Regions from separate parts of the Homo sapiens genome. Here all the other regions are linked to region 1. Evidence: read pairs that join two places in POLR2A ChIA-PET (ENCODE). Cell type or tissue: A673. All regions are shown on one strand. Links, peaks and the distances in the headings refer to the core of each region. The heading gives the core; the rest is flanking DNA. Region 1 overlaps NPAS3 (neuronal PAS domain protein 3). Region 2 overlaps NPAS3 (neuronal PAS domain protein 3). Region 3 overlaps AKAP6 (A-kinase anchoring protein 6).

Region 1 (10,182 bases), core at 1,877-5,876:
GCCACTTATCTTTTCACTTTTATAATAATTAGAATGCTTCCTGTTGTGCTGTATGATTTTAAAATAATCATAGCAAGTCAATAATAGTCATTTAAAATGTAATGAATTGAAGGCTAATCACACACATTCAATCATTCAATAAGCACTTGCTTATCAAATACATTCCATTATTTTCATATTCTGGATTAGTCTGCAAATATCTGGGTTTCTGCCATTTCACGTTTTCATGGAAGACATTGGTCTCAAAGCATCCAAAATAGGACTCATGATCTTCTGGCACATATTTGCTCCTTTTCCTACATTCCCTGTTTCAGGGAATAGAAACACAGTGTACTGAGTAGAACCCAACCTTTGCTTATCGTGACTCCCTCCTTTATCCTCACCCCTCATATCCATTCACTAATTAGTTTGTGTAGATTTGCCTCCTATAATTTATCAAGTCCACCCCTATTCACACTGCTTTCAATGGGGGCACCAAGTCTTGCCTGGAATAACTGCAAGAGCTTCACACTGATATCTCCTTCCGTGAATCTCACCTCCTTCCTCTCTCCTCCACATCACTACCAGAGTCATCTTTCTGAAATTCAAATCTAACTAGCTCACTCCCAAGCTGATCTTTGTATTTGTTTCAGCTTAATTCAATTCACAGGTATTGTGATAGGAAGTAGAAAATAATGGTCAAAATTCATTGCATAGAATACAAGGTTTTTTTTGTTTTGTTTTGTTGTTGTTGTTGTTGTTGTTGTTGTTTGAGACCGAGTCTCGCTGTCGCCCAGGCTGGAGTGCAGTGGCGGGCTCTCGGCTCACTGCAGGCTCCGCCCCCTGGGGTTCACGCCATTCTCCTGCCTCAGCCTGCCGCGTAGCTGGGACTACAGGCGCCCGCCACCTCGCCCGGCTAATTTTTTGTATTTTTAGTAGAGACGGGGTTTCACCGTGTTAGCCAGGATGGTCTCGATCTCCTGACCTCGTGATCCGCCCGCCTCGGCCTCCCAAAGTGCTGGGATTACAGGCGTGAGCCACCGTGCCCGGCCACAAACTTTTAATAACTTCTCAAAATATAGCTTTTCAACCTCATTTCCTGTATAGGACTACCTCTGTCCAGTCACAACAGCCTGTATAGATTTCCCTATGGTATTTCTGCCTCTGTGCCTGGAATGTCCTTCTCCACTTTATCTACCTGCTTAGTTCTTCCTCATTCTTCAAGACTTAAAGGGTTCCTTGCTCTTGACATCCACTCCTGAGCCTCCACAGTGCAACTGGTAGCCCAGCTCTATGCCACCAGAATATCCTCTACCTACCTCTTCCACAGCATTCATCACACTAGTTGCAACTGTTGCTTTGCACATATTTCTGCCTCCATTCCTGTTCCTCCCCACACTCAGACTGGGAGATCCTAGATGGCAGATACCATGTCTAGCTCATCTGTGATCTCCACCACCCTGCTTAGTGGCTGTGGTATAGTGGTACTCAATAAATACGCACTGAGTGACTAGATGATAGGGAAGATTCTACAGAAGTTGTGCCATGGGTTACATAATTGGAGATATAGAATAAATAAATTTAGAGAAAAGTATAAATTGGAAGGTCTTCTTAAGGGGTATAAATTAAGTATTGGAGAGATTAAGTAAGCCCTAGAGAAGTTTTGGAGAACATTAGTCAAGTGACATCAGTGTATGACTGTGAGGACAAAAGAACATGTGTCCAGTCTACTTAGTTGCCACTGTGGCTAGTGAGACTCAAAGATGACACACCCCATTGGTGTTATAAAACCAGATTCAACCTCCAGGGTCCTCATAAAAAAAGGTATTGTATAAATACAAGATTTTCTCTTTTCTCTCATATAACAACAGACCAGTTGAAAGCTTGAATCCTAAACATGTTTTTAGATTAATCGGTTTCCTATTCATTATTACATTTTAATCAATCTTTTTTTAAATTTTCATTTTAATGGAGAAAATGTTTTCATTTTAATGTATAGGATGTGTCTGTTTCTAAACTACTATCGTATACCAAAGGAATTACTTTTTATAATTTAGTTTTACTGAGAAGATAAAAGATTAAAGAAAACTGTCCTTTTCCTTTGACATAAGTCTGCTGTGGACATACAAAAAACACAGTCTTAGAGGGCAAAAATAATCATTTTTTCAGTTACAAGATTACCATCTATTATATCATGATTAAGACTTTAAACCATAATTTAATGGAGAATTGCCATACTCAGACATTATGATTCTTAAATATATAGGCAACAAATCACCAAATCAATGTTTTCTTAAATCTTATTTGAATATTTTACATATTGGCATTTTGATATATTTTATTGAAATTGTTATTGTTAAAATGTTTTCTAGAACTTCCATTTTCTCCTATTGATGTAGAATCAGGAGGGGAAATTAATAACAATAATTAACTTTATAAGGATACCAATAGTTAAAAAGGAAATAAAAGCAGCATGCCTCTTTCATATGTTGAAACATGACAGAATGTTTAGTTGTTATTTTAATTAGTATGTACTTAATCCAAGTATAAGAAATTTCATGGAAATGCTCCAAATTAAGTCATGGTAATAGCTAAGAAGAGTAAAAAGAAATTTAAAGTATTTTTTACATACAATAATTTAATGTAAGTCTTGTAAATTCATAAAATTATACTGTCTAAAATAAAAGCAAAGATTTGGTCTTTAAAATTTACACTTTTAAGTTTGTAATTTTTATAGAATATATAATTGTATGCTGTCCAATTGTTGTTACTGTCATCAATTATTATCATTTGTTTTATAAAGACCACAGCACATTTTCTATTTCAAGAAAAATGCTATATTACTAATTTTCAAAATCCAATTCCAATGTTGGTATCTTTCTAATCACTGGAAATAAAAAATAAGAAAACTTGTGTAAAGGTCTGAAACTAACTGCTTTCAGGGATCATCCTTAATTTTTTAATCCATCCTGGAAAATGTAACATTTTTTTCAAGCAGCTGATGCTTTCAAACATGCAGGACTGGGCTGAGCATTCCTTCATCCTGATGTCATGGACCAGCATTTGTCTCAGAAGACATCTTTTGTAGTTGTAACCAAAAGGCAAAAGAAATCAGAGCTGTGAACAGGGAGAGAGAGGGAGAGAAGGGAAATTGCTAAGACCAATTCACTAAAAAAAAAAAAAAAAAATTCTGACACAAACTTGTGTATTTTTAGTCACTCAATGTGCATACTTTAAAATAAAGCCTTCCGACTTTTATAAGGTATTGTGCTTATTTTCACACTATTGGTTTAAAAATACTCTCTGCTCTATGGTAATGTGTCACAGGGAAGTTAGCTATAGTTTCATGAAAGACGTTTTCATCCCTGACTGGCATCTTCTCAATAGCTGGGGCCCAGGCACACCGCTCTCTTCCCGGCAAAGCCCTCTGCACTGAAAACAGTGCAGCATTCATAACTTATTCTCAGCACCGCGGGGCAGCGCCACAGAAAAGCTTCTCCAGCCTAATGGGTTACATCACTGAAAAGTCTTCCATTTGGCCTAGGTGAAAAACATGAATGCATGCCTCATTCATTTCTCCACCTTAAAAAAAATAAAGTAAAATCATATCCATCCTTAGCTAAAGACCTGCATTCCCACAGCCCAGCTCAATCAAAGCTACAACGCTGCTGTTAACTAAATGTTATGCAGTGGAACTGCTAACTTTTTTAACTACTACCACTAACCTTCAAAATAATTTTTACAATTATGCCACTATTAAAAATGTAGAATGAGACACCGAAAATAACTTTAAATTTTAATAGAAAAGTCTTTGATTGGAGTTAGCATTGCCTTTAGATTTAGGTCACATTTTAAAACATACTTGACATATAGTAATGGAATCAAAACCTCACCCTCCCCACTGACATCAACACACAAAAACCCATGCACACAGAGGTTTCCCTTTCTCCTTCTCCATACTTTTCCTGATAGTCAAAGGAAATCAGCTGTGTCCAACTCTTTCAGAATGTGTCAAAATGTCCATGGTTCCTTGGAAGGAAGGCACCCAGTAGACTATCCAAAATATTTTAAATTAAAGAGACTATACTTCCCTTTCTCCTCATTAAAATACGCTGAATCATAATGAATGACATGAGAACATTCCCACCCTGTTCTCAAAACACAAGCTAAAGTGTGAACACAGGTCACACTTGGAGGGAAATGGAACCAGTTTTCATATTCTCTCCTCTAAATCATACAAATCAGAGTGAGAAACTTAAAGCTAGAGCCCCAGCCATGATTTCTAAAATGATGCAACACATCCAAAACCACAGCTGCACACAGACGGTTCAAGAGGCACACAGTGTTCTCCTGCACGGAGAGTTCAGAATCCTCACAGCGGCGCCCATGTGGACTCTCAGGGCTGTAGTGACAATGGCTGCAGCCCCATGTCCTTACTGCTGTCTGTCTGAATGACACGGGGAAGCCATGTCAATTATGAAGAATCGTGGACCTTATGACTAACGACTCACTCAAAGCCATTTATATCCTTGATCGTGTAAATCCATCCTCGCTCACCAAGCCATGACATGACAGAACTTTATAGCTTCTTCTAAGCTATTTCCTTGCATTATGGAGAATCAGGCTGCTGCCATCCATGTTGAGAATGTGAATCCTAAACATCCTTGTTAAATACAGAAATCAACTCTTTGCACTCCTACAGGCCTGAAATCTTTTTTTCTGCTTTCTTTTCCCTTCCATGGTGTATCTTTTCTTATGAGTTTGTTGATTTTTGTGTTTTGTTTTGTTTTTTAAACATAATACCTAGCTGGCATACATTAAGAAAAATCTTCCCTAGTAAGTCTGCACTGAAAATTCCAAAAGGAGCTAAATTTCTTTACTAGACATGTATTTTTGGCATTAGATAAATTATTTACAGAAAACAAGCAGAAATATTAATTCTTGAAACACTAAAAGTTCCCATTTGCAAGAGAATAGCCTAACAACAAGGCTGAGTATTTTAATAACCAAAGGTCCCCTCCCTGTGTTATTTGGATAATTAAAATTTTTGTGTACTATAGATTTCTGACTTTTCAAAAATGTTCCATAGCCTCTAAATTGTGTAGCTGCACCTCTCTCCTTCAACACACACGAGCCCTACCTAAATTAAAAATGAGACACCAGCATACATAAAGACCACAGTCACCAAGCCCATTGGTAGGATTACTTTCTTTGTTTACCATTTTCTGTATCAATATATATGAATTCCTTGTTATCTGACTATAAGCACATCAAGCTGAGACAATGTTCTGATGTCCATATCATATGGCCCCCATGAATATCAACAAATAATCATTACCACAATTTAAAGAACTCCCAGTATGAAAGAATACATATAATTTGGCTCTCAAATTATGTATATTTTTATGCACATTATACCCAGGACTTAATTAGTTTGCAACATAGATATCAAGTCAGAAAAATCCCCACTGATGCAATTGTCCTTAGCAATTAAATCAAATACTGAGCTTTTAGAACACAGGAATGACTACACTGGAGCTGTAGACTTGGTGGCCATTCCCCCACAAACTCTTTTAGAAGACAGGGCAAAAATTCACAGAATATTCACATGACTAAGGATAATTAAAGTCAACCATTTCCACCCTACAAAAGAAAATGGAGCTTCTGTTAAGAATGAACAATAAAGACATTATTTCGGTTCCACTGTGTTTTTTTAAGGAGTTTCCATCTCTAAAAAACACATACAAACACAATAGTATTCCTGCTATCTCAATGTCATCCAATTCACTGATAATGTTGTTGGAAAGAATTTTGTGAATACCAAAGAAAAAACTGCTTTAAAATTATTTCCATTCAAAATACAGCACAAGAAAGGCTTATAGAGAACTGAAGCATAAGTATTTAGTTACTCAACTTAGCCACATCTCCAAAGACTCATAAAACAAAATGTTGATGAAAAACCAGATCTCTGTTACAGTTCATCTCTTTCCCTCTTACTTTTTTTCCCAAAGTAAGTTTGTATTTACGTAACCCTATTTGAGCATTTTCACCTTACAGAAGCACTAAAAATGTGGCAAGATTTATATAAGCACATTGCTCCAATCTAAGTGGAAGATCCTTGAAGAACAGCTGGAGAAAAAACCCTTGCTCTGCTTCTAACTCCATACAAAATTCTAAGATACAGCAGGGATTAAAACCAAACAAAATAAGATTGAGGCACTATAACAGGTCAGGGTTGCATCTAAAGATTGGCAACTCTCTTTCACAACATGGGAAACCATATAATGTGTTACATATACTGAATCTAGTCAGTTAAACTTCACTTTACCACACTGTATTAAATGACTTCTCTTCTAAATAAGTTTTTCTGTACAATACTTAATAATTCTATTTGGCCGGGTGCAGTGCCTCACACCTGTAATCCCAGCACTTTGGGAGGCCAAGGTGGGCAGATCACTCGAGGTCAGGAGTTCGAGACCAGCCTGGCCAACATGGCAAAACCCCATCTCTACTAAACACACAAAAATTAGTCAGGCTTGGTGGCACATGCCTGTAGTCCCAGCTACTCAGGAGGTTGAGGCAGGAGAATTGCTTGAATCTGGGAGGTGGAAGTTGCAATGAGCCAAGATCATGCCACTGCACTACAGCCTGGGTGAAAGAGCAAGACTCCATTTAAAAAATATATAATAATAATAATAATTCTATTTCATTAAATATGTGTTATAAATTGCATGAATATAGTGCAGCATCACTAATATATAGCCATTATTGACACGGAAGGGAAACCACACAAATCACACAGTTTCAGCCAAAGATTTAAATTTATACTGTTTGGCAAAAACTTTTAGAATGAATACTGGTGTATATTATTTTTTCATCTATAAAGGGAAATTTTGCACTTAATATTATTGTTAGAGGAACAAAAATGAGTGGAAACCTACAATGACAGATGAAAGTGTTTATCTCAAAAATAAATAATTTAATACAAGTGAGTGCCCTGCCCTGAATAGTGGGAATGTAAACAGGTTATTTAATGTACTAAATCATTCCATCAATATAAAGCATGCATATACATATGCATGCACACATACACAATTTGGTGAAGTAAGAAGTGGGAGAATTTTTATAGTCTAAAGAAAAATACAAAATTTCACAAGGACATATTTTTCAGGGATGTAAACCCTACAAAATACTCTAATAAAGACAGAACTTGAAGATTTTTTTAAAATAGTCTTTAATGGGGCATATATTCATTATTATTACTAGTTGAAGGCGGTGAAAATACCCCTTGATACCTTTGTATGATGGCAATATGCTACTCAAACATCTACAGTTTTTAGTATTGAAATAGGTTTTTCTTCTCTAATTATACCTAACAAACTTTTTTTTCCTTTCATCTTCACTTAAGATAACTTATAATTGCATGCCATGCTATAAACTGTTACAACTGGCCAAATCAGACACACTTCATTTCTGCTGTAGCCTCAAACTTTTAAATTATTCCTATCATTACAGAACAATAAGCAAAACTGCAAGTTACCTACAGCTTTATTTTGGCCAATAGTTTTAACTCCGCCTCCACCATCTGAGTGATATTAGCAACCGGGGAAATTGAGTGATACGGGTTTTACCTTCCTTCTGTTCCTTTATCCTACAGTTAGCAATAAAATGCCTATTGACTGGTTCATATAATGCAGTGGACAGATGCAAGGGACCATGCTGAAGATAAGTGTATTGAATTTAGGAACTAATTGAATTTGAGAAGGAAGAAGTTGTCTCAAGTCTTGAACATTTATAACAGAAGTAAGAGCATGGACTAAAAGGTCAGTCATTTAAGTAGTGCAGATAGAGATTTTTTTTTTCTTTTCGTAGAGATGAGATCTCACTATGTTGCCCAGGTTGGTCTCAAACTCCTGGGCTCAAGCAATCCTCCTGCCTCTGCCTCCCTAAGTGCTGGGATTACAGGCATGAGCCACTGTGTTTGGTAAGATACTATTGTAAGGGATATCTTATTTTGGAATTTGAAAATGCTATGGTTTGAACATGTTTCACAAAATGCATGTGTTGGAAACTTAATCCCCAGTACAACAGTGTTGGGAGGTGGGGCCTAATAGGAGGTGTTTAGGCCATCAGGGCTCCATCTTCAAGAATGGATTAATGCTGATTATTAAAGGGTATGAAACTGCAAGTTTGATCTCTTCTTCTCTCAAGCTCTCTTGCCCTTCCATCTTCTATCATGAAATCACGCCGTAAAGAAGTCCCTCATGAAATGCCAGCACCTTGATATTGGACTTTCCAGACTCCAGGAGTATGAGAATTAAATTTCTCTTCTTTATAGATTACCCAGTCTGTGGTATTCTGCTATAGCAACATAAAACTAAGACAGAGTTCCTGGTAAGATATCTTGAGAGAGGAGTTCATCAGACAGTTTGAAAGATTAAGCAGAAAATAAGGCAAGAAATGGGAAGAAGAGATGAAAAGGAATGGGCCATCAGCAGAGCTGCTATTTGACACCCTAAGAGTGGATGAGATCATCTAGCAAGGAAGCCTAAAGGGAAAAGAAAACGGCCTGGATTATTTCCATTTGTGCAATTAAGAGTTGAGTGTGCATTGGTTCTGTCCATCAAGATAGTATGCTGTTGGAGTTCCTCTCACCCCCCGCTCCACACCACCCCAAGATGAAGCAGGACTTGTGCTGCCGTAAGAAAACTCGAGACACATCTATGTGATACATTAAGGAATCTTTTTCGGCTTGACAAAAAGACTCAACAGAGATTTATTTTTAAATAGTCAACTTTCTGAGTATTTTTCTAATCAAAAGAACATGTTATTTTTTAGTAAGAATAAAAATAAAGTCTGAACATTTTAATGTGAAATATAATTGATAAAGTTCCTCAGCAAAACATTTATTGCATAAAGATACAACTGTGCTTAATACGTAGCTTGTTAAAAAATAATTAAATGGCTACCATATTTTACTCCAGAGGTAGATTCATTTCATTTCTATATTGGACTCAAAGATCACTGTCTATAAAGTAGTCTCAAGATGCATGTTCCATTTACAAAAGCCCTTCAGATGAAAGATGTTTTTGCAAATGCAAAATATGAATTATTGTCATCATCATCATTTTTATTGTGCTAGGCATGTGAATGGATTTTGCATCTGGTGGCTGGGTTAAAATCTAAATTCCTAAAGCAATACTGTAATACTTTGAACCATAGTGACATCCAAGAGGGATAATGACTTTCTGATGAAGTGAGCAGCTCCTCCATGGTATGAGGAGAAATGCCAAACCTGGAACCAGGTGCAAACTCACTGCTAACTCCTGGCTGAAAGTGGATAATAAATGGCTGCAGGCATTTCCGAGTTCTTCTGTGTGAGCCTCTAACAGCAAGAACCACTGGAGGTCACAGTGCTGAGGAGTCTAACAATTTGAAAGATATATGTGTGTGTGTGTATGTGTGTGTGTATGCGTGTGTGGGTGTATATATAGCTAAAAAATTAAACTGAAATACTCTTTTCTAAATACCTTATACAACATAAGTGGCCTGTATCATCTTTCAAGACAGAGTATCAGTTTATTTCAAATTTAGAGATACTGGCCTCGATTCAAATTCATGGCAGTTATAGAAACCAATGTTCCGTGACTTGATTCAGGTGGCAAGCATTAAATCTTCTTCCGGCTGTCATGCAACAACAACTTTAATACAAATTAGTACTGCCAAACTCAGTTTCCTGGACTCAGAGGTCCTTGATGCTACTCCATGAATTTTATTCAGACTTTCACATGAACTGTATGTTTTTTAAAATGGTAGCGTCCAAGAAGAAAAACATAAGTAAAGTATAATTTAATTATTCCAAATTCAATATTCTAATTTACAGCTCATTACAAAAAAATTAATATCCCCTTTTGTTATTTTGATTAATATGAAACAATCATTACATCATACAGGAGAAGGTTCTCATGCAAATTCCATTTCTATAACTGCACTCTCTGTTTAAGCTGTTTACATTGAACAGAGACATGTCAATCAATAGTAATTCAAAAATGTAGTGCGTTAGTACCTCATGGTTTCTAAGTCAAACCTTTTCAAAGCTCAAAACCCTGGGAACAACCGACCAAAATAAGAGAGCCACCTCTTTTCACTAGACAGAAAAATTCAATTACCTCTGAACCTGACACCCCAAACAACTTTGGAATG
Region 2 (10,182 bases), core at 2,953-6,952, 91 kb before region 1:
TCATCGAGGACAATTGATCTTTTAATAAATCTTTAAAGAGAAATCATTGCACGTTTGGCTGTCCAGGAGAAAAGTCCTATAAATCAGCCTAAGATAACAATGTTAGTTTGCCGTCCAGGGCATTCCACTTTGCTATCACCAAAATAACCCAAAATATACAAGTGTGCCCCAAGGATTGTCATACAAAGTGGTTCAATACAAATTGATTCATGGACACCCAGAGCTGTGAAGAAGTGGTTCCTTTTGGCTGAGACTAGACAGCAAATGCTGTCCAGTTCTGGGGAATAAAGAGGAGAGATAAGTTGCATCAGTTCACTGATCCTGGACAGCAGGAATCCTTGATCCAGTTTAAATTATGAATGCAAAAGAATTAAACCAGGTCTAAATGTTTGGACAGATCATCTTCAACATGCAGAAACTGTGCAAATGGTGGGGAGGCCTAATGATGATTCTTTCCCACTTGACGACATAGAAGAAGTCTCTATTTACACAAAATAACCTCTTTGCAGCATGTGGGAACCACTCCTACAGCAATGCAAGGTGGCAAGCTAAAATTAGAAGTGGAACAGCTCTTCCTGTTTGGCAGCTGATTGCTCACACACACTTTAGTACTTGAGAATAAGCTGGGGAAAAAAAAAAAAGTTGGTCTCTTTTCCTCTCTCTTAAACCAGATAGATATTTCAATTCTTATGTCTACACAGACTGCTCTAGATTTTTATTGTCAAGGTTCTGAAATGAGAGAAGTGATTTCTCATCTACCATTTGCAGAGTATGCTCCAAGGAACACTAGTCCTTGGTGCAATGATTTAAGGTAATAGAGCTCTAGTCTACGGCCATACCACCCTGAACACGCCCAATATCATCTGATAATAGAGCTCTATGGACAAACGTTATTATGGGGAAATACTATACAGCAAGGCTTCCCTCATCATTTCACATTGTACATCAGCTTATTAGTGATGTACATTGCTGGTAAAGAACTTGGCTAGTTTTATTTAACCAAGTGTTTACCAAATCACCTAACCTACTTCCCAAATAACACTTATTAACAAACGGCCTCTGGGAAACACTTCAGGAAATAGTATTTAGACAGCAAAAGCAAGTGAAAAAGAAAGAACAACATTCTCTTTGTTAAGCAGCTTTTAACTAAAAATCAGAGTAAAATGTAAACAGAAGTGCTGAAAGACTGCAAAACCTCTAGATGGGCTCCCTACTTGTGGTCTCTTCTTTCAGCTCTTACACGCTTTCCTGTGATGTCACTCACACTTCACGCAACAATGCTCTCTGGCATCTCCTGATCATGTTAGAATGTAACCAGGCGATGCCCAGGTTTTGCCTCAAACTTTCTGTTCATGCAGCTCTCTCATCTCAAATGTTTTATTTCAATGCCCCAAAACATCTGAGGTGAACTCAGGTTTCATTTTCTTCTAGAGACTTTCTCCAACTTTAACTGATTTCATGCTTCTCTGAACTTGGCTATTCTTATTAGTGGTAATGGTCACTGTGGCACTTAACTACACACTTACTTGCCTGTCTACTACTATTTATTTATCAACTATTTTACATATTTGGGTCTTACTTTATTCCCCTAAAAAAATCAGACTGGGGCCGGGCGCGGTGGCTCACGCCTGTAATCCCAGCACTTTGGGAGGCCGAGGTAGGCGGATCACGAGGTCAGGAGATTGAGACCATCCTGGCTAACACGATGAAACCCCGTCTCTACTAAAAATACAAAAATTAGCCAGGCGTGGTGGCGGGCGCCTGTAGTCCCAGCTACTCGGGAGGCTGAGGCAGGAGAATGGTGTGAACCCCGGAGGCAGAGATTGCAGTGAGCTGAGATCACTCCACTGCACTCCAGCCTGGGTGATAAGAGTGAGACTCCGTCCCAAAAAAATTAAAAAATAAAATAAAAATCAGATTGGACTATATGTCCATTCAAAAGTGCTGATATTGTACCTTGTCTCCTCAGCAACACTATATGTAACTTTCTTATGGGTGAGAAACATATTTTTAAATTTTTATAAACCTTTATTGCCCAACAGTACTATGCACACAGGAAAAATTCAGTGCCTGAACATTTGAAAGAAAAAGTACAATTCAACTGGGCGCGATAGCTCATGCCTGTAATCCCAGCACCTTGGGGAGGCTGAGGGGGGCAGATCACTGGAGGTCAGGAATTTGAGACCAGCCTGGCCAACATGGTGAAACCCCGTTTCTAATAAAAATACAAAAATTAGCTAGGCGTGGTGGTACACACCTGTAATCCCAGCTACTCAGGAGCCTGAGGCAGGAGAATCACTTGAACCTGGGAAGCAGAGGATGCAGTTAGCCGAGATGGCACCACTGCACTCCAGCCTGCATGACAGAGCGAAATTGTCAAAAAAAAAAAAAAAAAAAAAAAAGGCCTGGCTCATGCCTATAATCCCAGCACTTTGGGAGGCCGAGGCGGGTGAATTACTGGAGGTTAGGAGTTCAAGACCAGCCTGGCCAACATGGTGAAACCCCATCTCTACTAAAAATACAAAATTAGCTGGGCGTGCTGGCGTGCACCTGTGATCCCAGCTACTCGGGAGGCTGAGGCAGGAGAATCGCTTGAACTCGGGAGGCGGAGGTTGCAGTGAGCCGAGATCATGCCACTGCACTCCAGCCTGGGCGACAGAGCAAGACTCTGTCTCAAAAAAAAAAAGGAAAAAGAAAAAGTACAAATCAAGTGAACCTTGAAAATATATGTATACATGAGGTATCTGTATGGAAGACAGAGAGAGAGAAAGAGTTCTACATGGAGGAGGAAAGATGGTAATAAAAGGAAGGCATCTTCTGTATAAACAGCTATTTCTCCCTTCAATGAAAAATGGTACTGAAAATAACCCCAAAATGGACACAGAAGAAAGCCATCTGAAGCATCTCTGAGTATGATTTGTCTGAACATGCATGCACAATTATTAGCACAGGCAAATTGGGGTTTGAGACTCAGGGAAGTCAACTATTACCAGCAAAACAGCAGTTATGCATTTACTTTGGGGAATGTAATTCCAGATATGTCATATAATTCACTGAAAATATTAGTGATTCTCAATTATTTTCTGATATTAAATCTATTTAACTCTGTAAAATAAATTCTTATTCTAAAATAATTTCATTTTCTAAAACTTTACTGGTTTAAGCAACATAAGAAATGTGAAACTGCACACCTGTGTCAGCAAGAAACTCTCTACCCCTATTTCTATGTGAATTCTGCCAGGAAGGAAGCAATACTGAGAATAGTTTGCTCTCCAAGAATTTCTTCTACCCAATCTTAAATATGAATAGACTTAATATTACATCAATTGTGTTACTCTAAGGTTATTTCATTCTAAGAGAAAAATGCTCTACTTAAAAATCTAACTCTTCAATCTCTTTCTTAACTGATACCTGACTTTCTACTGTTTTTGGAAATCTGTGGTTCACATGTGGGTTTTTTTGTTTGTTTTTTTTTTTTTGGTTTTGTTTTTGTAAGACATTAATGTATACATTACCAAACAAATCTAATTGATTCATTGCTCTGACATTACCATAGATGGTGATGTAGGCACCTCTCCAGGGGAGGAATCTTCTCAATATTTTGGAAGCCAATTTAAATGCATTCTCCAAACCCAGAATAAAGAAGAGAATTGGAGCTTCTTCCATTTTATTTCTAAGCCCAGAATCAAACCAGAAATACTTGGGTATTACGAAGGAAAATGTGTTCAATTAACTCTATCATTGGGTCTGTGAAACAAATACCCATCTAATATATCCCTGATTGTCCGCAGTTCCGTCAGGCAAGTAATAGAACTATATGTATTTTCTTTTTCTTTTTTTTATTTTTATGTTTGTTTATTTATTTATTTTTTTTGGAAACAGTCTTGCTCTGTTGCCCAGGCTGGAGTGCAGTGGCGCGATCTCAGCTTACTGCAGCCTCCACTTCCCGGGTTCAGGCGATTCTCCTGCCTCAGCCTCTGGAGTAGCTGGGACTATAGGCATGCGCCACCACGCCCAACTAATTTTTCGTATTTTTAGTAGAGACGGGGTTTCACCATGTTGCCCAGGCTGGTCTCGAACTCCTGAGCTCAGGCAATCAGCTTCCCAAAATGCGAGGATTACAGGCGTGAGCCACTGCACCCGGTCATATATGTATTTTCAATGAGAATTCTGGCAGGGAAAATAAAAAATCTATTTCATATAAATTGAAGCCAAAAGGGGCAAAAAAAAAAAAAAACCCTTACTGCAATGTTTTGAGCAAAGCAACACTGACTCACTTTAAAACACTATTTAAGGTACTAGAAACTGTAATTAAATCAAGTCTTGAAAGTGCTAAGCAGAAGAAAAGTGTTAATTAGTAAATTAGTAAAAATACCATTTTTAGAGTGCAAAAGCTTTCTTTTACACTTTCAAACATTTACAAAAAACAAATTCTTGATACGGTGCAATTTGGAGTATTTATGGAAGCTTGATTTTATGCTTTGTTAAAAGAAATTCACAGAACCTTTCATCCAATGAGCTCACTGCTCTGTCAAATACATTCCTCCTCCAACAAAGTAGAATATAAAATAGAATATAAGGCATTACAGAGAAAATTTAAACACAGGAAACAGGAAAGAGCATTCCTGGAGAGAGCAAGCACTGGCAATACAGTCAGCTGACAGGAACTAATAATTTCCAAAAGGAAATCAAGGTATCCACATAGCTCACTCCCACATCTCCTTCACAACTATGCTCATTGTCACCCTTTCAGCAAGACCTCTTCTGACCACCCCATTTTGAATTGCAAACCTGACCCCACCTCTAGGTCTTCCTAGCCCACTTTCCTGTTTATTGTTATCTCTGTAGTACTTATCACCTTTTTAGGTATTCTATAATTGACCTATTTGTTTAGTGCCTGCTACCTCCACAGGACAGTAAACACCACAAGGGCCCATACCTTTGCCCGTTTCACCCACTGTTGTATCCCCACGATGCCTAGGATGTTGCCTGGTACCTGGTAGGTGCTCAACAAATCTTTATACAAATGAATAAGCCTCATCAAGCCTCACAAAGTCCTGGATATTTTTCTACTTGCCCTTTGTAATGGATATAGAAAAACTTTTTGTAGAATAAAAATATCACACACCAAAAATAGTTCTTGTAAAGTTATAGACATTAAAAAGAAATAAATATTCTGTCATATATATTCAGCTGAAAATACTTTTTTGTACTAACACATTGCTTTGGATTAATCAGATAAAGATGAAAGTCAAGCATTTTGCCAACAGTGTTTCTTGCTAACATTACTCAGTTATGCCTTTCAGCTCAATATACTGTATATGAAGGATATCTTGTTAAAACAACTGTTGGAGGCAAGTCATGTCATATCAGCTACACTCTATACCCTATGGGAACTCAAATGGCCCAAAGTCTATGTTAATATAATCTTGCTGCTCCGTTGAGCTAAGGCAAAAATCACAGTTTTTCAGTGACATGTAAGCTTTCATATAAGTACCACATTATCTATATGTCTTCCAGAAATGAAGGAAAGCTGTTCTAAGGATTATGCTGAATCAATTTAGGAAGGTAAATATCGTTAACAAATACCATAAAATAACCTAATAAATGATTGCAATCTCTATTTATCAACTAACAAGAAGTCTATACTCTTCTTTATGTAATTGGTAACATGGTATCTATGGGAAAATAAAATGCCCCTGCCCAAGGGCTCTAGGTGGCTTTTCAGCAAAAAGCTCTTTACTTCCTTACACAGAATTTCCCATGCAACACGCTAAGCAATTCCACGACCCTCCTGTCCTTTTTCTTTGGGGTGTGAGGTCTTGTTTTTCCTTATCAACCTTTGTTTATTATAAATTTGAGCATAAAAAATAAAGACCCGTGTTTTCAGGTTTTGTGAGAGGGCTGAGGGAAAGGTCAAGATAGAAATACAAGATGGGTTTTTTTCTTAATACTACTTCAAGCCTGGTGATAAATAATGATGGAAAATGCAAAAATACATATTATTTACAAAAATTGTATTATGATATCAGTGGGTAAGAATTTTAAAGGCCAATTCTAATTGTTATAAAAACAGACACATAGAATTGAGAATGATCTAAAAACAGTTTAATTTTTTAATATAATCCAATCTCCAATCCTACCAATGAACAAAATATGAAACCAAATCTTAAAATGTTAGAACTTAAACTACATATTCTTATGGACTCAGAAAATACAGTTTACTGAAGATTTCCTAAATTTTAACATTATTTATGAAAATTCATTATATGACTATCTCCCTAAACAAATATTTTAAAGAAGTTAAATTACAATTTTAAGTTCTCCCTCTTTTGCCAGCTCAATGGCCTAATACGAAGCATACAGGAGGCAGTTTTCTAAGCGTTTCTGTTGACTAATAGAAGCTGCTATAAAATGTGTTCTAGCAACTTGCAGATAACTGCCAGCCAGGCCAACAACACTGCTAATCTCAAGAGAATCAAGTACTAGTTATGCTTTGGTAATATCAGCTTTATCAGTTAATATAAGAGAGAAAACGCAGCATATGTAGGACTTACTTTATAAACAAACATCATGAAGAACTTTAATGGTACAATAGATGTGAAATGAAAAATAAAATATAAATTGCAAAAATAACTGAAACGTTTTTAAATGATGCAAGCTAAGATACTTAACACATTGCTAATAATAGAATCCGCTTACATTTCAGGATACTCATGCTCATATTATTTATAGTCACCTAACATGACGAAAAATATAGAGGGACCCTAAGAAAATCCTGTTAACCAAGATATTTTTAAGAAATCAAACATTATTTGTAACAATAAGTATAGTAAGTGTGAACCTCACTTGTAAGACCTTAAATTGTTTAAGTCAGAATTCCTACAAAAACTGGGTTGATGCTGAGATTCTGGTGTTACAATATTCAACATACTCTTATGATTTAAAAGATAAAAATCTACTTTCTATACAATGGAACACCTTTCAAGAAGAGCTTATATACTGAAGCAGAAAATATAGTATTTCAATTACAAGTTCTAAGGAAATGATGACTAAAATAGGATTTATTTTTCTTCCTCTGTATCATCTAATGGAGGTAGAAATCAGGTTAATAAGAGTGTGAATCTTGTAGTTCATAATGAACAGTTCAGAAAAATGTTATGAAACACCTCTTCTCAATATGGTAACTAGCAGAAAATGCATACTAATCACAGAAGTTGGTTCTGCTTTTAGCAAACACATTTACGTAGCTATTCCCATGTAGCGATGGGATCTGCCTTTAAGAAAGAAAGTGTTGGCCGAGCGCGTGGCTCACACCTGTAATCCCAGAACACTGGGAGGCGAAGGTGGGCAGATCACCTGAGATAGGGAGTTCCACATCAGCCTGGCCAACATGGTGAAATCCCATCTCTACTAAAAATACAAAAATTAGCTGGGCATGGTGGCATGCACCTGTAATCCCAGCTACTCAAGAGGCTGAGGCAGGAGAATCGCTTGAACCTGGGAGGCGGAGGTTGTAGTGAGCCGAGATCATGCCACTGCCCTCCAGCCTGGGTGACAGAGCAAGACTCCGTCTCAAAAAAAGAAAGAAAGAATGTGTTATCCCTGCACCATCACCCACAACATGCATGTGTCATGTCTGATTGGTACCTTAATGCACAGGCAGCATTCACTAACAAATACAAACTTTAAATTCATCTGTTTGATATCACTAGCTTATGTTATATATACCTATCCTATAACATTAACATGTATTTGTTTCCTATATAGTAGGATATGAATTAAATGTTGGCCATTTCTTATAATAATCCATCTGCAGAAACATTTCTGGCTGCCTATTCCAGCCCAACAATGTTCACTATCTCATAAGTTCTTCTTGGTGCTCTATCAATAAATATAATTTTAAAAAGTATTTCCTGATTGAATCCTGTTGAAGCATGTAGGTAATCACATAAACCACAGCCAGCATACTGGGACTAGAACAGTGGTCCTCAAACTTTCCAGTCAGCAAATCACTTTCACAAGTCAGGAGATGACATGATGCCTCTACCCCACCCCATGTTCACACAACAGCCCTTAAAAATAAAACACGAAACAATCTATGCCTGTGCAGATAAAAAATTTATATAGTCTCCTCACTTTATGATTATCACAAAAGCCTGTAAGCTGGCCTCTCTCTCTCATCCACTCCATGCAAACACAGAGGTTACAAAAATCCCACACATTCCATTATTCTTTGGCCCAAATACTTCAGTATATTGAAACTAAATAAAATGTCGAAATCAAATTCCTCTTTTCTTCTTCAAGACTCCGTATGCCTAAACCCTTTCTAGTCAATCCTGAATAGAAATTGTTTCCATCTTTTGTTTGTCATGTACAGACGTGGCTTGTTCATTACCTTGTTCATTCACGGGCCAGCTTTAAGTTCCAACTTTCCAAGAAGAGACCCTCAATTCTCGACAGCCACAAATAAGTTTGCTCTCTGGACTTGTACAGAACTGAAAAACTTAGGCACTTCTTAAGGCACTTCACCTGTCCCATCTTGTATAAAAAGCACTTGCCACCCTCTATCTCCTTGCCCTGATTTAATTTACTGTATACTATAGAGTTCTACCTTTTTAACTCCACATGTATCTGCATAATGTCTGCTCCCCTCAATTTAATATAAACTCTATGCTATAGGAACTGGAACTTAGTAGGCATTCACTAAATATTTATTAAATCAATAAATTATATGCCTCATTGCCCCACTGGCATGCAACTTCTTTGAGACTGAGGATGCCTACACTTTCCCAAAAGGAGACAATAAATATTTCCTTGATAAATGAGTGTTTGTTCCTGAACTAAACCAAATGACTTTCAAAATGACCACATCCTCCCTCAACATATTCCATTTTCCCCAAATAAAACACGACCAATTTGCCCAGTGATTAAAATGGAATATTAAAACCCAGCAGTGATGGCATCACCATCATTTAAATAATGCTTGCCTAACCCATTCTATTTTCTGTTAGGGTACAAACATAATAAAGTAAAAAAATTTTTTTTAAGTTGTGGCAATTATTAGGCAACTTTAAAAATTATATATATGTATATTTTTCTTATAAATGAAATACCAAAAATATGGGTCACAAGTCGACATGAAAGAACACTATGTACCAAGGTTACTGTCCCAGAGAAAGAGAGACTAGATGTTAAATTCATTACCTATAATTTCAAGGAAACCAAAGGCCTAAAAGTGCCAGCTCTGCTAGACACCAGGCTATGTGGGCAGGTTCCCACGCAGCCCTGCCAGTTCCACCCTGACCCACAGCATCCCCTGCTATTTCGCTTCTAAACAAAGATTTATGTCAAATTATGTTCTAGTTTTGTGGTGTAGCAAAATATCCATTCAGGGTTATGATGGGACCACCTAACACATGTTCATTTGGAATCTAATCCAGATTAGATCCTGGGTTCCCTAGGGAAAGAGGCAAGGACAGTAGCCCACGCTGTTCTTTAACTGGCAAAAGCTTTCAGTGTATTTCTATCGTAAAGAAAAATTCACCTTTGTTAAATTACATTTTCATGTTTATGTTTTTCGTGTTCATATTATAGGTTGATCTAAATTTCAAAATATAATACAGTGATTTCTAATACACTGCTCTGTGATAATACTAGAACAACTGAAGTTGTTTTCTAAATGAAATTTTAAATCACGTCCTTTTCCAAAGGAAGTGTGGTTCCCATAAATTAGTCTAGAATATTATTAAAAGAAAGAATATTGCTATTTGCCACCGTTATTTAAAAGCAAAGTTGACACTTTTAAAAACACAGAATCTGGCCAGGCGCAGTGGCTCACGCCTGTAATCCCAGCACTTTAGGAGACCGAGGCAGGCGGATCACCTGAGATCAGGAGTTTGAGACCAGACTGTCCAACTTGGTGAAACCCCATCTCTACTAAAAGTACAAAAATTAGCTGGGCGTGGTGGTGCACATCTGTAATCTCAGCTACTGGGGAGGCTGAGTCAAGAGAATTGCTTGAACCTGGGAGGCGGAGATTGCAGTGAGCTGAGGTTGCACCAATGCCCTCTAGCCTGGGTGACGGAGCAAGACTCCATCTCAAAAAAAGAAAGAAAAGAAAAAAAACACAGAATCTCTTCTTCAGAAATTTGATGGAAACATGTCATTTACAGCTCTAAC
Region 3 (10,182 bases), core at 2,396-6,395, 170 kb after region 1:
AAAACTGCCCCAAGCATGGACTTGAAAGACGGCCTAATTATCAACTCTATTCCTCTCTGAAATAACACCCAGAAATTACTGAAAGAGGCTTTTCTATCAATAGTAATTTGTTACTGAAGGCAATAACATAGACTAAAATGTAAGATTATTATTGTCAAATTGTAATTTATGGAATTAGCCATTTCCTATTGATTCATCTACATTTTGAATCTTGGATAGAGTGAAAACTATCAGGTGAATGAAGGTAAAAATAGTACAGCCTATGACATCTCCTAAGGTGCATTCACACTGATACTATTTCAGTTCTGGAGTCCATAGTAGAATACTATCTGCAGCCACACATGGCAAACTCCTTCTTGCCTCTATTCCTGGGTTCTCCATTTTAAGCAGCTTTTGCCTGGGGACTTAAAATAGAGTTGTAGCCACCATGTAGAGCACTTCATGGGCCAGAGGCACATGACTGTGTACCCCCCCTTCCTCTGTGTTCCTATTCAGGGATCTGTCTTTTCAGACTGTGGCCCTGCTCCCAATCAGACATAAGACTAGCAACACTTGACTATTCTCCTTAGCTGTATCTTCCTAGACCCTGAATGCTCCAGGGCAATTTCTTAGTCAAAGTTCTCTCAGCCCCTTTCTTTCCAGTCTCTATCTGTGACAGAGACTTCACTTTGGTCCTTGTTAACTTGGCTCACTACTTACTGTTAGTCCTTCCCCCATTTCTGATAGACAGGAACCTCTCACTCCAGCCCACACCAGCCCCAGAATAATTATTTGAAGACTTTCCTGACCACCCCAGGATGAAGTAGCCCAGATTCCCTTATGCTGCTCTCTGCCTGCCCACTTGGGACCCTTGATGTTTCCTTGGACTTCTTGGCTCTGCCTCTGTTTAGATAGAGCTTGACATATTTTGGGACACAGTAGCTGGCTAGGCTCCTGGACTCTGTTCAAATTCCTTCACTGTCCTTACTTGCTCTCCAGCTGTCTGAATTCATGCTAGAGCCAAGAAAGATTATATATATATATACATAGTGCAGAACTTGATGGGCTCACCTACAGACAGAAACACAAACAGAACTTCTAAGTTCAGCTTATGCTTATGCAGCGTAGCCAAGCAGATGAGTATGGCACTAGAACTTGCAGACTGGTTGAAGGGCTGACTTTGCTGCTTACCATATGCATGACCTTGGACAAGCTGCTTAATAACCTTTCTGAGCAACAGTCTCATTGCCTGTAAAATGGGGATAGCACTGTCAATTTTTCAAGATCATTCTGAGTATTAAACAAGCTAGTGCTTGCGAAGTGCTGAGAAGGCAGACAGTATTAGGTGGCCATACATATATATATATATGTATTTCTTTTTTTGACACAGTCTTGCTCTGTCGCTCAGGCTGGAGTGCAGTAGTGTAATCACAGCTCACTGCAGTCTCAACCTCCCAGGCTCAAACAATCCTTCCGCCTTAGCCTCCCAAGTATCTGGGACTACAGGTGCGTGCCACCGTACCTGGCTAATTTTTATTTTTTGTAGAGACAGGGTGTCACTATGTTGCCCAGGCTGGTCTTGAACTCCTGGATTCAAGTGATCCTCCCACTTTGGCCTCCCAAAGTGCTGGGATTACAGGTGTGAACCACCACATCCAGCCAGTAGCTATAATTCTTAATACATGCAGAATCGCTCTAGTGTGGTCTTGAGTCAATTCATAAAGGGTTTCCTCTGCCTGCTTCATTCTCTTCTTCACATCATACCTTCCAATTTGCTATTAAAACCACAAGGGATTCACGACTTGGCAGAAAGACAGAGGTATCACACAGCATAACAGGCTAGCATATTTGTATTAATGTCAGAATTATTTTAACTGTCTGGTTGAAAAACAGCCCATGATGCTTGTATTCCTCAGTAGTGGGGAAAAAGCGTCACCTGCAGCATGTTAGCAAACTTTCCTAAGAAGCCCTCAATCCTTCCTGAAACTAATAGTTAAAGGGTACCACACAAACACATTAAGTATAAAATACCCATTAGCACTTTATTATACTGGGTATGTAAGAGATTATCTGTATAGCCTACTTAAGTTTAAGAGTCCAGTTACAAGCTAAACATTAATTAAGGGAAATTTTTAAGTTTTCTAAGAGAAATCTTTCCCACTGCCAATGTTACAGCAGTTAATCTAGTACCCAGCAATCATCACAGTGGCTTAGGTACGGAGTACATTCACTGTGATGAATTTTTATTAGAATTTCTGTTTATTCTTTGCTTGCTGATAAAGGAAGTACTAATGACCAGTTAGTACGGCTAATGAATGTTAAAATCTTCAGCTGTAGGAACAATCAATCAGTCTAATCAAATAGTATATTAATTTCAAATACTATCTTGGCTGACACTGTACTCTGAGAGTGCTAATAAATAATTGAATTAGTCTTTCAAAGGAGCTCTTTTTGTAACTCTCTGGTTGACTTTAACATTTAGCAGCACAGATTTTCCACAAGGATCCCAAACCTAGGGGCTCACATGGAGAAGCGGGAATTGTGCCATCTGGATGGGCTGGGAGCTAAGCCCAAGTGGCACCTGCAAGTCAGACTCATCTTCCATGACACAGTCGTTTTCTGACCAAATGCTGCCTTTACGGCTTTACGAATTCAAGCCTAAGAAACTATAAAATTTATAGCAGCACCTAAAGGAAAAAATTCCTTTGCTCAGTAAAATATAGTTGGCCCTCCATATCCATGGGTTCCAAATTCATGAATTCAACCAACTGCAGATCAAATATATTTGTAAAAAAAAATTTCACGGTTACAAAAAAAAAAAACCCAAGTTTTCCCTGTGTCAAGTGATGTGTAGGCATTGTATGAACTACTGTAACTAATCTAGAGATGATTTAAAGTAAAGAGAGAGGATGACTGTAGGTTATATGCAAATAATAAACCATTTTATATCAGAGACTTGGGCATCTGAGGATTTTGGTATCTGTGTGTGTGTGTGGTGGGGAAGGAACACTGACAAACAGCTGTAGTTGGAATGGAAAATTTCCATAGGAAAAGATTAAACTTTTGGATGTAATACTGTTCTTTTATTAACTCTCTGCTCTTATAAACCTCTTATATTTATTGTGATTTCTGAAAATTTCTTGTATGGCAATTCCAGGAAATATCTGACAGGATTCATTAGAAAATCATTCACTTTAGACTTTAAATTTTTTCATATTAAAGAAGTGCTACTCACTCTGCCCTCGCTCACTCCCTTCCTGTTGTGGATTAAATTCTGTCAATATTTTCAATAAAATCTCCATTTCCTCAGGATTTAACTTCAACCATAAAATATACCCCTGGGGCAAGAAAGTGGGAAAAGTTTCCAAGAAAGATGTTAGAGTATTTATATAACTAAAAAAGTTCTCTTTGGGAAAAAAAAGATTTGCATATACAAAGATGTAACTGATAGGAAAATTATTTGGTTGAATGCTCTCTTTGATGATAGCCCAACACAACCAATAATGCTCAAGCTAATCAAACGTTTGTTTTTGTTGTTGTTGTTTTCCCAGAGGAGCTATTTGGTACTTTTTAAAAAAGGCACAATGTTCCTGTCTTTGATATAGTGATAAATCTAAATGAATTTAGACAAAATCTAAGAGTATTTGAATGAGACCAAATGGATAGGGAGTAATAAATGAGGTTCCAAAAGACAGCCTGCAATTCCAGAAATAATTCTGAATTAATTCATGCAAGGGTCTTCTATTCATAGACTTGCTGCATGGGTACAGAATTTTGGCCCAAACCAAGGCATTATATAAATAATTACACACACACACACACACACACACACACACAAACACAGACACACACACACACACACACACACACACACACAGCTATACAGATCTGCTCAAGAAACAAATGGAATTAAATAATGCTAGTTTATTTTATTATTTTTACACTTGGAAGCATTTTATTTATATTAGCACAACATATACAGAGAAAGCAATAAAAGTGGTGGAGAAATGATTATGATGATGACAAAAAAAGAAGAACCAAGATTCCAACCGTGGCAGGTAATACCCATCTCAATTAATACCCTCTGCATGTGTATGGCTTTAATTGAGTTAGGTCTCCCATGATTGCATTTCCAGGATTTTCTTACAATTTTAGCTTAAATGGTGGGTGTGTATAAGAGATGAGAAATACTTTATTACCTAAAGAGTAAAGATAAAGGAACTCGACAGTCTACAAAACAATAACCTAATAGAGAATTGATGTAGCCGCCTCTAGATACCTTTAATTTCCTTTCAAAAGTTGCATCTTTTGAAAGATTTTTTTCTAAAAAATCTCAAAAAGACTAGGATGAACTGAATGTTACAGTCAAACTTCTGGTACTCAGAATGTGCAGAACCTTTAAGAAGGTTTTGTAATATGTGCTCCCCCTGTTTATTCTAGATCCAGGAGTTTATTGGGCAGTACCACATGCAAAAACCAGGCAGGAGAGATTTATCTGGAGAAAAGTAGAACACAACAATAACATATAAATAAATAAAAGTGACAAAAACATAAGCAGCAATAACTGTAATTGAATAAAGGTGTACATATTTACCCCAGGGTGAAAAGCAGAACACACAGGTTTGAGGGGGTGATGGAGAGGTGGGAGAAAATAACATATACCTCAGTATAGATGAACCAATTTAAACTAGGGGAAATGCCAACATTCTATACTCTGCTTTTCTTGGCACCCTGTAACCCTGAACCTAAACCAAAGTGTCTGAGCATTAGTTACATAATTATTTTCCTAAATTAGACTTAGGTAGAAATTTTATAAAAACAAAAACAAAAGCAGGACAGGTACAGTGGCTCGTGCTTGTAATTCCAGCACTTTGAGAGGCTGAGGCAGGAGGATCGCTTGAACCCAGGAGTTTGAGACCAGCCTGGGAAACATAGTGAGACACTGTCTCAATGTAAAAATTTTTTAAAATTAGCCAGGCATGGTGGCATGTGCCTGTTGTCCTAGCTACTCTGGAGGCTGAGGTGGAAGGATTGCTTGAGGCCACGAGTTCAACACTGCAGTGAGCCATGATCATGCCACTGCACACCAGCTTGACAATACAGCAATACCCTGTCTCTAAACAAACAAACAAACAAACCATATAAGAGCAATGACAAACAGCTGCTTCCATCTCTGAAAATGGAAAGATAACTTTTAAGAGAACTCTGAGTTTGTAGTACTCTGCCTCTTATTGAGCAGAGAATGGATTCAGAGTCAGCAAGAAAAAACATAGAATAAAATAGAAATTAGGATAAAAAGAATAATGTTCAATGTTTATCAGCCATTTTGCAACTGGAGGAGGTACTCATACAGGTTTGGGTTTGAATCCTGGATCAGCCCTCCCATATGTTAGCTGTGTGATCCTGGACAAGTTATTTAACTTCTATATGCCTCAGTTCCATCATTTGTTTATCTTGGGACAATTACAGTACATTGTATCTGCCTTATAGACTGTTGGGAGCTTTAAATTACTAAAATGTACGTAAAGTCCTAGGGGAGAGCCCGGTACACAGCAGGGGTGGAATGACTGGCAGCCATCAGCATATATATTCCCTCTGGTGAAGTGAGGAGACGATAGTATGGCTGAATCCTAAATAACCGTTAACAGTGTTTAAGACTGGAGGTTGGTTGACTAATCTCTTTGGTACGACCAAAGAGTCAAAGAAAGAAACATTGATTAGGCCCCTTACTCACCTCTACTGCACTGTAAATGAGGTGATACATTTGTCTTTTCATATCCTAGCTGGACTTATCCCACAAAGATAACCAAATGAGAAAAGACACTTGCCCAGTCCTCAGCAAGGCCCATAGCTCAAGAACTTTCTATTTCCTGAAAATAACCTTTTTTTAAAAAAGGCAAGTCCATTGTCTGAAATTCTATCACAACTGACCCATTAGAGCAATCAAATCCTGCTCACTATCTATCAGATTGACAACAATGTTAAAGTAACTTGTCTCAGTTCAGAAAACGCTTTGAAAGTCTATCTCACACTAATGATCAAAAACTGTTCTAGTGAATGCTCTTTTTCAATAACAAAGCTGATCAGAAACTCAAAACAGACAAGTAAAATCCAAAGTCATCTCACAAATCTCACTAAAATCAGTACTGACACGGACACATTTCCTAGTCTTGACTACACAGATAATTCTGAAATAGTTGAAAATGAAAAATCCATTAGATGTTGTTTTAAAGTAAGTTTTATAACAGTAAAAATTGCCTTTGTTCTCAAAAGGGATCAGGGACAAAAGGGAGTCCAGTAATGGGAAGCAGGGGTTTTCTTCCCATAAATAAACTTCATGAGGACAGGTACTCTGACTGTCCTGTCTCCACTAGAGCCCCAGTACTTAAAATAGTGCCTGGCATGAAGCAGCTTCTTAAAAAGTGATTACTGATTGCCCAGGCATGGTGGCACATGACTGTAGTCCCAGCTACTCGTAAGGCTGAGGCAGGAGGACTGCTTGAGCCCAGGAGTTCAAGGCTGTAGTGAGCTATGATTGTACCACTGCATTCCAGCCTGGATGACACAGTGAGACCCTGTCCCCAAAAAATAAAAAAGAAAGAAAGGAAAAATTTACTGAGTGATCTGAAGGAAAAAAGTAAAAAGACTTGCCTGTTGTCTCAAGAACTGTTGAAGGGATCTGGAGAAAGGTTCTGAGGGTAAACTGTGCTGTGGCAAAATCACGTGGAAAATCCCTGACTTTCAACTGGTGCAAACTCTCAGTTGTAAAAGCTAATAGCCTCAAAAACATGTTTCATGAAAGAAGCCAGACATAATAAAGTCATATATTGTATGATTCCATTTATATAAAGTATCCAGAATAGGTAAATCTGCAGAGATGAATGAGACTGGTACTTTCCAGGGCCTGCGGGCGGGGAGGAAGGAATGGGATGCAACTGCTTTACAGGCTTGGGGTTTCCTTTTGGAGTGATGATAATGTTTGGAAGAAGTGGTGGTTGCACAACATGGTGAATGCCACAGAACTGCTCACTTTAAAATGATTTTAAAACTACTAAATGCCACAGAACTGCTCACTTTAAAGTGATTAACTTTATGTGAATTAAGGGAAAGCCACTGAATAAACGAAGAGAAAATCATCTGTAACCTTAGAGAGGGCAGGTGCTAGAGGCCAGTGCATGAAGAAACAAGTACAGGATGTGCTAGAAGGTAGCCTGAAAAAGTCCAGCTTCTCTGGCAAAATTTGAGTTGAAATTAGGAGTGTGGCCCTGTCAGGTACTGTTCAACACCTTGTTTGTCCCAGCACCAGTCTTGGAAGGAGAACACAATTGGAGAAACCACAGAGGTCATAGAATGTACAGGAAACCCTTCAATTGTTCTAATACCTCTACCCTCAAAGCACAGTAGCCCATCTCAACTCTACATAACAACCGCCCCCTGCAAAAAAAAAAAAAAAATCCTATCACTTTTGAATTTGATTTTGTGTGTGAAGAATAAGTTGCAAAGACCTTGAATGTTCTATAAACAGGATGATTGTGAAGTTGTAGGAAGGAATTCCGAGAAGAAAGAGCAATACAAAAAAATATAAGGATTTCTTTTCTTCCCTTTCTTACTGTAACTTCAGGTTCACTGGAGGGGCTGCCCACATAAGTGCTATTTTGATTAAGAAGCTGTGGTATAATAGGAAATATATTTGGCCTTTGTCCCAGTTCTCTGGCACAGAGCCCCTAAAGCCCTCGGAATTTCCTAAGCGATAGAATACCTTTTGTTATTCATAATGGCCCCTTTTGATCACAACAGAGTTTATGCTAATGAGAAAATTTAGGGCAGGGTCCTGAGATAGCCTCAGGTTGGGGGTGGTCACCAGAAAGACCAAGTGATTAGAGGGCTGGAACTTTCAGCTCCACCGAAGGACCTCTGGGAAAGGGGTTGGGGGGGGGGGTAGGGTTAGAGATGAAAACTGTAACTACTCTTCTTGAACAAAGAGATTTGATGAACTTCTAGGTTGCAGAACACCTGGAGATGCTAGGTGGGTAAGGTACCTGGAGAAATGTGGAAGCTTTGCCCGCCCCCTTACCCTGCACATTTCTTTTACGTCTGGTTTTTCTTGAGTTGTATCTTTAAATAAACTGGTAAATGTGAGTAAAGTGTTTCCTTGAGCTCTTCTAGCAATTCTAGCAAGTTATGGCTAGAATAACCTAAGGAAGGGTTGTGGGAATTTACAGCCCGTGGGTCAGAAGGATGGGAAATTGCGTGATTGGCATCTGAAGTGAAGGCAGTCTTGTGGGACTGAGCCCTTTCCCGTATGGGATCTGATGCTAACTCCAGATAGACACTGTCAAAGTTGGATTAAATAGTAGAACACCCAGCTCATGTCCAGAGAGCAGACAGTAGCTTGGTGTAAAAAAACCCCACACATTTGCTGTCTGAGTGTGTGCAGAGAAACTTTTAAGTGTGTGTAGAGAAACTTTTTATAGAGAAGCAATATATTTGTGCCAATAAATCAAAGAATTAGATACTGTCATAATTTCTAAAGAATTCTCAGGTGCAATAACCTCAGTGTTGATAGTATTATAGGTAGGTGGCAACAGATGAATCCCTTGCATCAGGCTCTGTTTTTCTTAAGCAAGTTAATTCTTGTGCAAATCATTATTCATAGTTGTTAAGCATCTACTGTAGAAAAAAGTTACTTTCCCACCTAACTCTGAATGTTTCACTAGAAGTAACTTGAAAAATAATCTACTTTTCACTGGCAAATAAATTATCTTGACTGTTGCTTTACATGTCAACACACTGAAATTTTTATTACACTGAGAAGAGCCTGAATAGGAGAACTGGTTTATTTTTTGTTTCTCAGTCACTATATTTGGTGTTTCCCTGGAATTTCCCCCCAGAGTTTCAAGAAAGTACCTAAATGTAGGACTGTTTAAAATGAATTTTTTAAAAATTTAGGAAGAGTTTTTCAATTAAAAGAATTTCTCTTTCTTACCTCTTTAGTATTACATAGAACTGAAACAAATAAAAGAAAGTTCAAGAGAAAAATAACATCAATGAAGTTGTAAAAATCCCAACTGCAATGAAATGGTGGCATTTTCTTCATTCTACCACATGGTAAATCTGTTTGAATGACAGTGACAGAACCACATGCAAAGTTGCATACATTCTTTTCTCCCAATGATAATATCTGGCCCCATTTTTTTTCCTGACATTGCTCAGGGATTGACATAACATGTGAGTTTTATACCCCTGGATGTAATTTTTGCCTCACCTTTGCCTAAGGGAAAAGTATACCCTTCTCCCTCCTTTATGAAAATGATCTTACGTTAATAAAAACTTACATTTTTTAAAACCTACAATGCATATTGGTAGAAAAGAGAAGGTGAATAGTCATGTAAACAAGTGAAGTTTTCTAACATACGAATTTTCCTGTGAGATAGACATAAGGTCCCAACTTGCAAACTCAGTTTCAAGAACACAAGATTCTTGGCATGATCCCGAGGTAGTCGAAGGTACAAGGAGAGCTTTGCCAACATGTGGGTTTACCTGAAAAGCCTTATATCAGATAATAGAGTTCACTCACGTTTAGGAACCGTGCCCTTTACAGTTCTGATATAAGGCTTCTCAAGTAAAAAAGCAACTGTCCACTCTCCAGACATGAGCTGGGTGTCTTACTATTTAATCCAACGTTGACACTATCTATCTGGAGTTAGTATCAGATCCCATACGTGAGAGGGCTCAGTCCCACAAGACTGCCTTCACTTCAGATGCCAATCACGCAAGTCCCCATCCTTCTGACCCATAGTTACAGTTGTAACCTAACCATGGGAACATATTTTATTTATTGAGAGCCTCTTGTGTCTTCATTCTCAATGAGGACAAATTGGGAGCCAACATTATGTCATTACTGTTCTTGTTTGCTCCTCTCAAATAAATAGAGTATGATTTTTGTTGTTTTTTAATAATGAGACTATGATTACAAGTCATTCAGAGAAAAAAAATAAAATGTTGGTCAGTTTGAATTAGCAAATTAAGAATGACCAAAAATGGCACACATTATCTTAGTCTGTTTTTCAACTTTTTTTTTTTTTTTCCTGAGACGGAGTCTCGCTCTGTCACCCAGGCTGGAGTGCAGTGGCGCAATCTCGGCTCACTGCAAGCTGCGCCTCCCGGGTTCATGCCATTCTCCTGCCTCAGCCTCCCCAGTAG

What was found. ChIA-PET counts read pairs that join two places held together with the same protein. Peaks named below come from ENCODE experiments on the same cell type or tissue, not always from the same donor. Only the 100,000 strongest peaks of a DNase experiment are listed, where the experiment ranks them.
Region 2: POLR2A ChIA-PET joins it to region 1 with 7 read pairs; 2 of 35 experiments call an interaction of 5 or more read pairs at or near these places.
Region 3: POLR2A ChIA-PET joins it to region 1 with 7 read pairs; 2 of 35 experiments call an interaction of 5 or more read pairs at or near these places.

The regions. Positions count from the first base shown.
Region 1 is chr14:32,980,212-32,990,393 of GRCh38, reverse strand. The region is part of intron 1 of NPAS3 (neuronal PAS domain protein 3); the gene reads right to left. Among named protein-coding and RNA genes, the nearest start is that of NPAS3, 46 kb to the right of the region's middle. In A673, for the core only: no CTCF peak of the experiment used is centred there; DNase peaks (open chromatin) are centred at 3,033, 3,433 and 4,223; H3K4me3 peaks cover 807 bases; H3K27ac peaks cover 3,135 bases.
Region 2 is chr14:33,071,830-33,082,011 of GRCh38, reverse strand. All of the region lies in intron 2 of NPAS3 (neuronal PAS domain protein 3), which reads right to left. Among named protein-coding and RNA genes, the nearest start is that of NPAS3, 140 kb to the right of the region's middle. In A673, for the core only: no CTCF peak of the experiment used is centred there; a DNase peak (open chromatin) is centred at 4,601; H3K27ac peaks cover 386 bases.
Region 3 is chr14:32,811,126-32,821,307 of GRCh38, reverse strand. All of the region lies in intron 12 of AKAP6 (A-kinase anchoring protein 6), which reads right to left. Among named protein-coding and RNA genes, the nearest start is that of NPAS3, 120 kb to the left of the region's middle. RefSeq lists enhancers at 7,416-8,145, 8,146-8,875. In A673, for the core only: no CTCF peak of the experiment used is centred there; no DNase peak of the experiment used is centred there.